Regions from separate parts of the Homo sapiens genome. Here region 2 is linked to region 1. The links are chromatin loops, found by intact Hi-C in ENCODE. Cell type or tissue: Panc1. All regions are shown on one strand. Each heading gives the region's core, and the rest is flanking DNA. Links, peaks and the distances in the headings are about the cores only. Region 1 overlaps ATF6 (activating transcription factor 6). Region 2 overlaps ATF6 (activating transcription factor 6).

The links. Hi-C counts contacts between places; a loop is a spot of excess contacts. Peaks named below come from ENCODE experiments on the same cell type or tissue, not always from the same donor. Only the 100,000 strongest peaks of a DNase experiment are listed, where the experiment ranks them.
Region 2: a loop joins it to region 1, with 1.8 times the contacts of the local background. A loop is called at or near these places in 3 of 110 quality-filtered maps.

The regions. Positions count from the first base shown.
Region 1 is chr1:161,918,408-161,922,812 of GRCh38, forward strand. All of the region lies in intron 15 of ATF6 (activating transcription factor 6), which reads left to right. Among named protein-coding and RNA genes, the nearest start is that of OLFML2B, 100 kb to the right of the region's middle. In Panc1, for the core only: no CTCF peak of the experiment used is centred there; a DNase peak (open chromatin) is centred at 2,324.
Region 2 is chr1:161,872,550-161,876,954 of GRCh38, forward strand. The region is part of intron 14 of ATF6 (activating transcription factor 6); the gene reads left to right. Among named protein-coding and RNA genes, the nearest start is that of ATF6, 110 kb to the left of the region's middle. In Panc1, for the core only: no CTCF peak of the experiment used is centred there; no DNase peak of the experiment used is centred there.

The DNA of each region.
Region 1 (4,405 bases), core at 119-4,118:
ATTGTTCTATAAATAAAACCATGCAAAAAGTTGTCCTATAGGAAACTATAATTCTATAGGATTCTTCAAGACCCAGAGATAAATTTCTTTGGCTTATTAGACTTATGGATTTGACAAATTATATTATAATTACATAATGTATAATCTGAAGAGTTTAAGTTATGTAGGCACAAAAAGTTTGAGTACCTATTTATTGAAAGAGCAGAGACATTGTGAGGCTATCCCTAATATCAGAGTTGTTCATTCTGAGCATATAAGGGTTTGAGAAAGTTGAATAAAATACATTTTCTGTCATTTCTGAGTTTAAAAGTTACATACAACTTGGAAACAAAAATGAGTTGTGGAGGTGATCCCTCTCTCTGACTCAAGTGGAGCTTGTAAAATTTTGGAGAGGGTGGCAAAGGATAGAAAGTGAAGACAGAAATTCAGATTTTATTGAGCAACTGGTTTATGTAATATGCTGGATGGGGATATTTGTAAGATGAATTTGATTTTCCAATTTAAGCACAGTAAATTACATTTCCAGGTCAATGTCTGGTCTTAAACTGTAACGTATTATGATTATACTTTGTGGTTTTAAGCCATGGAAGAAAGTTTCAGAAATCGCTAAAGAGAGTAGGATATGGGTGTGAAATTAATGCCATTTAGAAATCACGTCATATCATCTGTGTTCTCCATGCCAGTTTTATTTTTGTAATTTATTGTTTTTTACTTTGCATTCTGTTTATTATTTAAATTCCTTTGTTTCATAAGAGAGTTGAAAACAGGTTAGTGAAGCTGCAAGAAAGTAAGTCTTTCTTTGTCTGAGGAAGTTGTCACACAAGATTATTGAAATAAAAATAGAATGCTAGGTATGCTTTGAAAAGGCTTTTTTAAAAAAGGATTGCATGGTTGGTGGAACAGTGGATGATGGACTAAAAGCTACTGATTTCTTTTTTTTAAAGGATTTTGGAAGTTCTACTAGTAGTTACTGTAAGCTAACATTTCCTGCTTTCAAATTATTTCTACTTATGTTGTGGTAAAACTGTTCATTTCCTTTCTTTCACTCTTGGTAAATAATTGAACAAGATAGAGCATAGAAAAGGGGGTTTTTAATTTGATTTTTTAGTGATATGTTTGTTTTTTAATGGTAGATAGCTAAACTTTGTAGATATCTTTCATAGGGGAATGAATTCTATGAACAAGCCATCAGCAGATATGTTTCATAATTTGGCCAACATGTTCATTGATTTGTTTTTACTGTTTCCCTTCCCTTCTGTGTGCCAGGTACCTGTTTGTGTGGTACATGTGTAATAAAAATAAACAACTGTTTATAACTGTTACTTGAATTAAGGGCCCACGTAGATGAACAAATGACTACCAGGCTAAACTGTAATTATATTTAATCTCAAGGTAATTTCCATCCATATAAAGAAAATCTAGAAGAGCTTAATAGCAATGGTTGCAAATACTAGTGCCAGCACATGCAACACATTTTTAGTTGGAGAGGTCGTAACAGAAGGGTAGGAAGCAAACCAACCAAATAAATGTGTTGGTTTTAAAAATAAAAGAATATTCATATAACTGCTTTTGATGATCACAGTTTTTTGGACTATCCCAAGGCAAATATATTTGGAAACCGTCCTATTCATTCTGCTCAAGCAGCCTGGTTTCCTAAGCAGGTCGAGAGTTTTTCCTTTTATTCTTCTCAATATATTTCTCCTTAAAGGTCTGCAGGTTGTCTATTTTTTTTAAAAAAGTATTATCTACCTTGCATTTTCATTGTAATTCATTTCATTTCAGTTTCATATAATTGCATCCAGACAGTTGAATGGAGTCTTCACTTAAAACTATGTTTTAATTTTTAAAAAATACATAATCATAGTTCTCTTTCTCTCTCTCTCTCTCTTTTTTTTTTTTTTTTTTGAGACAGAGTCTCGCTCTGTCGCCCAGGCTGGAGTGCAGTGGCGCGATCTTGGCTCGCTGCAACCTCCACCTCCTGGGTTCACGCCATTCTCCTGCCTCAGCCTCCCAAGTAGCTGGGACTACAGGTGCCCGCCACCATGCCCGGCTAATTTTTTATATTTTTAGTAGAGACGGGGTTTCATGATGTTAGCCAGGGTGGTCTCGATCTCCTGACCTCATGATCTGCCCGCCTCGGCCTCCCAAAGTGCTGGGATTACAGGTGTGAGCCACTGTGCCTGGCCATCAGTTGTTTTTTGTTTGTTTTATTATATTGAGAAGTCCACAGCAAAGAATCACAGTGAATGAGCCAGTTGCTGTGTTGAGTCAACGGCTTAAGAGTGGCTAAGGCCGAGATTGCAGAAATTCTTTTGGCCTTTCCCAGATGATCACAAAGTGACTGTTGCAGTTCAAGCCATCATATTTGTATTACAGGCAGAAAAAAGGAGGTGTCTATCAAGAAAGCAGACATTTTCCAGAAATTTCTAGAAAGCTCTGCTTATGTCTTATTGAACATAAACTGTGTCAACTATTTAGGCCTGGCTTCAAAGGAGGCTCAGAAAGATAATATTTTAACTAGGCACATTATGATTTGAAAAAAAATTTGGAGTCTTTTTAGTAAGGATCCACCCTCGGCCTCCCAAGGTGCTGGGATTACAGGTATGAGCCACCGTGCCTGGCCATCCGTTGTTTTTTGTTTGTTTGTTTTATTATATTGAGAAGTCCACAGCAAAGAATCACAGTGATGAACCAGTTGCTGTGTTGAGTCAACAACTTAAGAGCAGCTAAGGCCAAGCAGCAGCTGCTTGCTGCAGCACTCCATCATATGCTAAATTGGAATTGAGCAAAGTGTCTGGGAAGAGACAGTAAAGAGAGGATTCATGTTGAAAAGAGAAATAAATATTTATTTATTGCATGGGATGCAGCCAGATGATTTAGGTCATTAATGAGTTGAGGAAGTAACTTTAAACTATCAAACATAAGAATAATACAATGAAGACTCTATTAAGAGATTATTAATCTGGCTAAGAATTGTATATAGAAAAAAATGAAGAGCGAAGATGAGCTAGGATAGATACTAGGATAGATACTTTGGAACAATCTCAAGATGAGGTGATTCAAAGCTTGGAATGGGAAGAAAGGAAAAATTTCCAAAGAAATTCCAAAGGAAAAATCTATAGCATTTGGCAGCTGATGATTTATAAAGGAGAGAGAAGGAAAAGCTGATTCCATGATTTTGAGACCAGACCACTGAGAGACTAGTACTGCCATTCAAAGAAATGGATAAAATGGGAGGGACAGTGTGAGATTTATGCATCTTGAATTAGAGATGTCATTGGTGGGTATTTTTGTGTATCTCTTGTAACAGATTGGTGTGTATTTCTGTGTGTCTCTTGTAACGGAATACCAAGTAATTATTGACTGATGAATTTCATTTTCTTTCCTTTTTGTTAGATACTACCAGCCCCCTCACAAGTTAGTGTCCCTTTCCATCTGTTGTATTGTCTTAGACTTCTCCTCATTCACCACCTTGATGCTTTTACAAGATAACAAAGCTTATGGAGATAGGCATGGGGCAGCAAGAAATATAGAGTGGGAATCTGCAGAGAAAAGAAAGATGAGCCCTCTTTCTTTGCTTGTTTTCCCTGTTTGTTTGTTTGTTTGTTTTTTCTCTGCTTTGCCTTGGGCATGATTGGGATTACTGAGATTATTCCTCTTGTCTATATTGTTGCATTAGTATTTTAACTGGTGTCCCTAATTTATTATTTTTCCATCTTAATTCCTACAATTCACCCTGCATACTGCTGCCAAGATGAGTCATCCTTACATACTGCTTTTGTTATATCATTATCCTTCTTGAGAACCAGCGGTGGATTTTCAGTGTCTATCAGATGAAATCCAAATGCTTTAGCCTGGCATCTAAGGCCCAGGACAGTCTGTCCCCACATTACCTTTTCAACTCAGTTCTAACCAAACTGTTCTACTAACAGTTCCTTGAATCTGTATTCATTAGTTCATTTAAAAATACTCATTCACTGATTCTCCTTTATGCCTAATGCTGGAGATACCAACATAGAATAAGGTACCCATGATTTGTACTTTACTGTAGCCTCTAAGTGCAAGAGACAGAAGAAAACAAAAAAAAATTAACAACCCAAACAAAACAATTGCAGCTTATGACAGTTTGGGAGAAAGAAAGAAATATGGTCCCTTCATGAAATATGGTGGGAGTCAGGGGTAGAGAAGACCTTTTTGATTGGGTAATGAGGGGATAACAGTTAAACCAAGATCTGAAGGATGAGAAGAATCAACTGTGAAGAGTCAAGGGGCAGAAGATTCCAAGAAGAGGGAGCAACAAGAGAGCAGAGGCCCTGAGGCTGGAAAGAATGTGTTCGTTTTAGGATTTGTCAGAAGACCAGTAAGGCTAGAGTAGGACCCAGTAGGGAGAGGAAGGAATGATACG
Region 2 (4,405 bases), core at 293-4,292, 46 kb before region 1:
AAGAGTACAGATGAAGGAAAATAAATCAACTTGTTTATGTTATTTTAAAACCTAGAGGTCAAGGAAGAGTTCAGAAAACGAGGCTGTCAGTGGTATCAGATGTTATAGCGCTCCCTAAGAATGAGAAATGAAAGAAACTCATTTGTCTTGTGTAAACATTAAAATCATTGGTAACTTGAGATTACATTTATTGTAGAGTAATCAGAACAGAATCCAGAAAAGAGATAGAAGAGAATGGGAAAGAAAAACAATGGTTTGGTAAATCTGACACTGGAAGGAAATGGAGATAGCCTAGATATAGATAAGGAGAAGAGAACTAAGAGTGTGTATGTATGTGTTTGTGTTAAGGACAGGAGAGATATAGGGATAGGGTATAAGGTAAATAAGGACTATTGTAGTTAGTTTATATACATATAAGAATAGAGTTTATGTTTTATGCTTGACAGATGTTCTAAAGGAAAATAAACAAGTCATTGTTCCTCCTCTGTATTGTTTTCTGTTTAAAGTAAAAGCATGGAGAAAGTTGAACAGTTTTTGTTTATTTGCAGTAGGACTACAGAAAAGAAAAATAAAAGAGCGTATGGAATTAAAACCAGATTTTTGAAAAATCAAATCATATTTAAAGTACTGCTTGAGATATCAAAAGTCTTTTAAATCTTAAATACAGAGCTGGTTTTTAATAATGGTAAAGAGTTTTCAAAATGTTAAAGTTTATAGAACTATTTCTCATTTAATTATATGTAAATGGTTTTATAATTTTTTCTCACATTAAGTTAGAAAACTAGCAAAGTAACCTACATAAAATTTGGTATAACCTTTCTTATGATGTCACAAAACTTAATTATGGAGGAAGCAATTATTATAATTAGGAAAAATTGATGACTTATGATCTGACTCAGGATCAAGGTCTGAAACACTCATGTCATTTCCTCCCCTCTCCTATATAGTATACAGTGATTTGTTCATTTTGGACTCTTAATATTTTAACTTTTGACACCATCAGCAAATCTAAACACTGACAGTTGGTGTTTTCCTGAAAAATGTTAAGGCTAATAATTGTGTGATATTTATTTCAACACATTGCTGCTAGTCTTCTATAAAGATCTCATTATGGGTAGGCTTTGAAGAGATATCCAGTTCATAATATGGGCATCACACTGGAAGCCTGCAAGATGGATGATTGGCTGAGAGTAGGAGTGTAGTTTCTAAATAATAATAAGTCTGTTTCCCCTGCTAGGAAGTACCCTGAGGGCAGGAACCCTCTATCTTAGTCATGACTTTGTTCCCAATACATGGTATATCAGGCATGTAGCAGGTATTCAATAAACATTGAATGAATAAATGAACAAATTAATTAGATACCAAATCCATCAGTTTGACACTATATTCTAAATTAGTTTATATAGTCACCGTAATGTGATAAAGAAATTGTGATAGTCTAGTTTACTGAGCATTGTTATCAGGACCATCTGTGTCTCATGTTTAAGTCTAGAAATCAGTCTTTGAAAATGAGTGAATTCAAATGCATTTTTAAAAGTCTAAGTGCCATTTTGCATGAGGGAAATTATATACCTAGTAAGAATTTCTCTGGGTTTCAAAGTCAGAACACTGATCTTGGTAATACATGGACAGAAAGGATTATTTTTCAGTTAGGGTGTTAAACAGATTGTGCTATCATTTTAACCTCTGGAATGAATAAGCCCCAGATTTAATAAGCTCCTTATGTATAAGATGCCTGTTATAATGTGTCTGTAATGTCCTAGAAAGATGAGACTACCCCTGCATAGTGCTTATTTCTTGCATGGAATGAATTTAAGATAAGCTTGTCAAATTTTAAATCTGACATAGACTATCTTTTGAATAATTTATTTGGAGTCATCTCTGTCTGATTATAATATGCCCTAAAATAAATCTTGAAAAATTAAAATATATCATACAGAATAAACAGTCTACATGTAACAGTTAACAGTTACATGTAAAGTGTTATTCAGATTACATTTTACAACTATTTCTTTTCTGATTCCATTTTTTATTGAATAGAAGTTCAATAAATTTTATTCTGTTAAGAATGAGTCTGTCTTGGAGAGGGTCAGTGTCACATATTTACTTTGAAGTTCCTTAAAGAGGTTAGTTGAATTCTCCCCCCAAAATGTGCTTTGAATTAGCAGCTTTTGAATATCTATTCTAGTAGAGGTAGGAGCAATATGAACTAGAGAGAATGATATGCAATAAAAATAATAATTTTTCTTTGACTTTGGAATGAGGATAATCTAAACCACAGCCATGTAGGCAGACATTTTCTGATGTATGTAGGTATGTTTGCATGTCTGTCTATCTATCCATCTCCTTGTTTTCTATATATTTGACCCTAACCTTTCAGGCTCCTATTTTGCCATCAGGTCCAAAACCAAACTGAGCGATAAGAGAGTGGAGATCCTTAAATCAGTGGTTCTCAAACTTTTTGGTTTCCACATTCCTTTATGTTTTCAAAGAAACATTAATGAGAAGAGTAGCATTTTGTTAACATTAAGAAAAACCTCTTTAATAACTGGCTTAATAGAAACCAGCTGGATTCTTATATCTGTTCTTTTTGGTCAAAATATATGAAGAAAATCCAGCCTCACACAGAGATGTAATTGGAAAGGAAGGACTATTTTAAAAGCCTTTCAGATAATTGTGGGTATTCTTTGATGCTACACCAAAATGCAACAAGAGGTAGTTTCTTAAAGGTTAGTTGCAACACGGAAGCCAAATCTGTGAACTTTTAGTACTCTGAAATTAAAATCCATTGGTTGATCTTGCACTTTGAATGGATCTTTTACCTGTGCAAGGTTTTGTTACATCATACATTGGTCATTTGAAAATACTGGTTCACTGAGTTATGCAGATCTTCCAAATGTTGACACATTTTATTATGTATTAAAATGTCACATTCTTTAATACTATCACAAATCTTATCAGAAAAGTCTTTAAATATTGTGAGCAGTTCATGGTAGCAGATAGAAGTTTTCCAAAATTCTAGTTTTCACTTGAGGGTTCAAATTTTATCATTGTCAAAAATATGTCAGTTTTCCTTGAAGTGGTAGATTCACTAATTTATTTTCAAGAACATATCTGTCAGATACCCAAGGCTAAACAACTATAATTTATCAGTCTTTCAAGTAAAAGTGGTGTTCCATGAAGAAAGTAGCTAGTGCAGCTCACAACTCAGTTACACAAGTGGTTTTCCTCTAGACAACAATTGTACTTTGATATGCAGCAGAAATGCTTTATGTGTATTTCCCATTTTGTCGTACAGAATATTAAAAAGACTTCTACTCAAGGGTCAAGATTTCATAAAATTAATAACTTTTATTGCTTCATCAAAGACTTCCTTCAATTACATTGACTGTGTGTGGTATGTGCATGTATATGAACATAGGGCAGTAATATGATGAACTATATAATACAGTTTGATGTTGCTGTCTTAATTCATGCTAGGGCACCATCATTGCTTTTGCATCATCAGTGTAAATATCAACACAGTTGTTTCAAGATAAATGATGAGATTTAAGAAAGTTATTCAACACTGAATATTTCAGTACTGTTAGTGTTTGTTGCCAAGCATTCCTATAAAAGGTCTTTGTTGTTGATTACTTGGGGCTCATACTGAATAAATCTAAGCAAAACATAAAGTTTATAGATTCTTCCATTTGTAAAACAAAAGCACAATTCTGTAGTTGAGATATTAACTCAGCCTTCGTATTTGCAACTAAGTGTAATTTGATGAATTAACATATGGTTGGAAAGTGTCATGATTTCTTATACTGACTTTTCAGCAGGCATTGAGCAAGGTCGATTATCCACAATTTTATTAGTCTCTCAGCTATTATATGCACTTTTTCAGTCATTGCATTATATTAATAACTTACAATGTAGGATACTTCCGTGGTCTTTTCATTTCCAGTATGATAAGCTGTAATAGAATTTTTTTTTAGAGGATTCTTCACACCTGTGTTTAAAATATCCAGTTCCATTTTCTTTGAACTCTACATGATTGGTTTCAGAATGACATCACAACTTAATTGGCACCATTATAGTATTTGAAAGATTTTGTTGCATAAGCGACAAGAAGATAGATTATTCATATGTCTGAAACAAGAGAAAGATGGCTTTCAATGTATGGTCATTTTTTATTAACAATTTTGACCAGTTTCTTTGCTAGATTCCACCTTTCCGTGAGTCATAAAATTCTCAAATATATCAGTTTTATCTTTTCTGTATCTTATATGTAGACAGTATAGTTGTGGGTTAAGGAGGCAAGTTTTCTAATCTCCTGTCTTTTAAGCCAGCAATTCATTCTTAAATATAAGAAAAGTATGTAATAGATTTTTATATGAAATATTAAAATTTAAGAAGCTGTAGA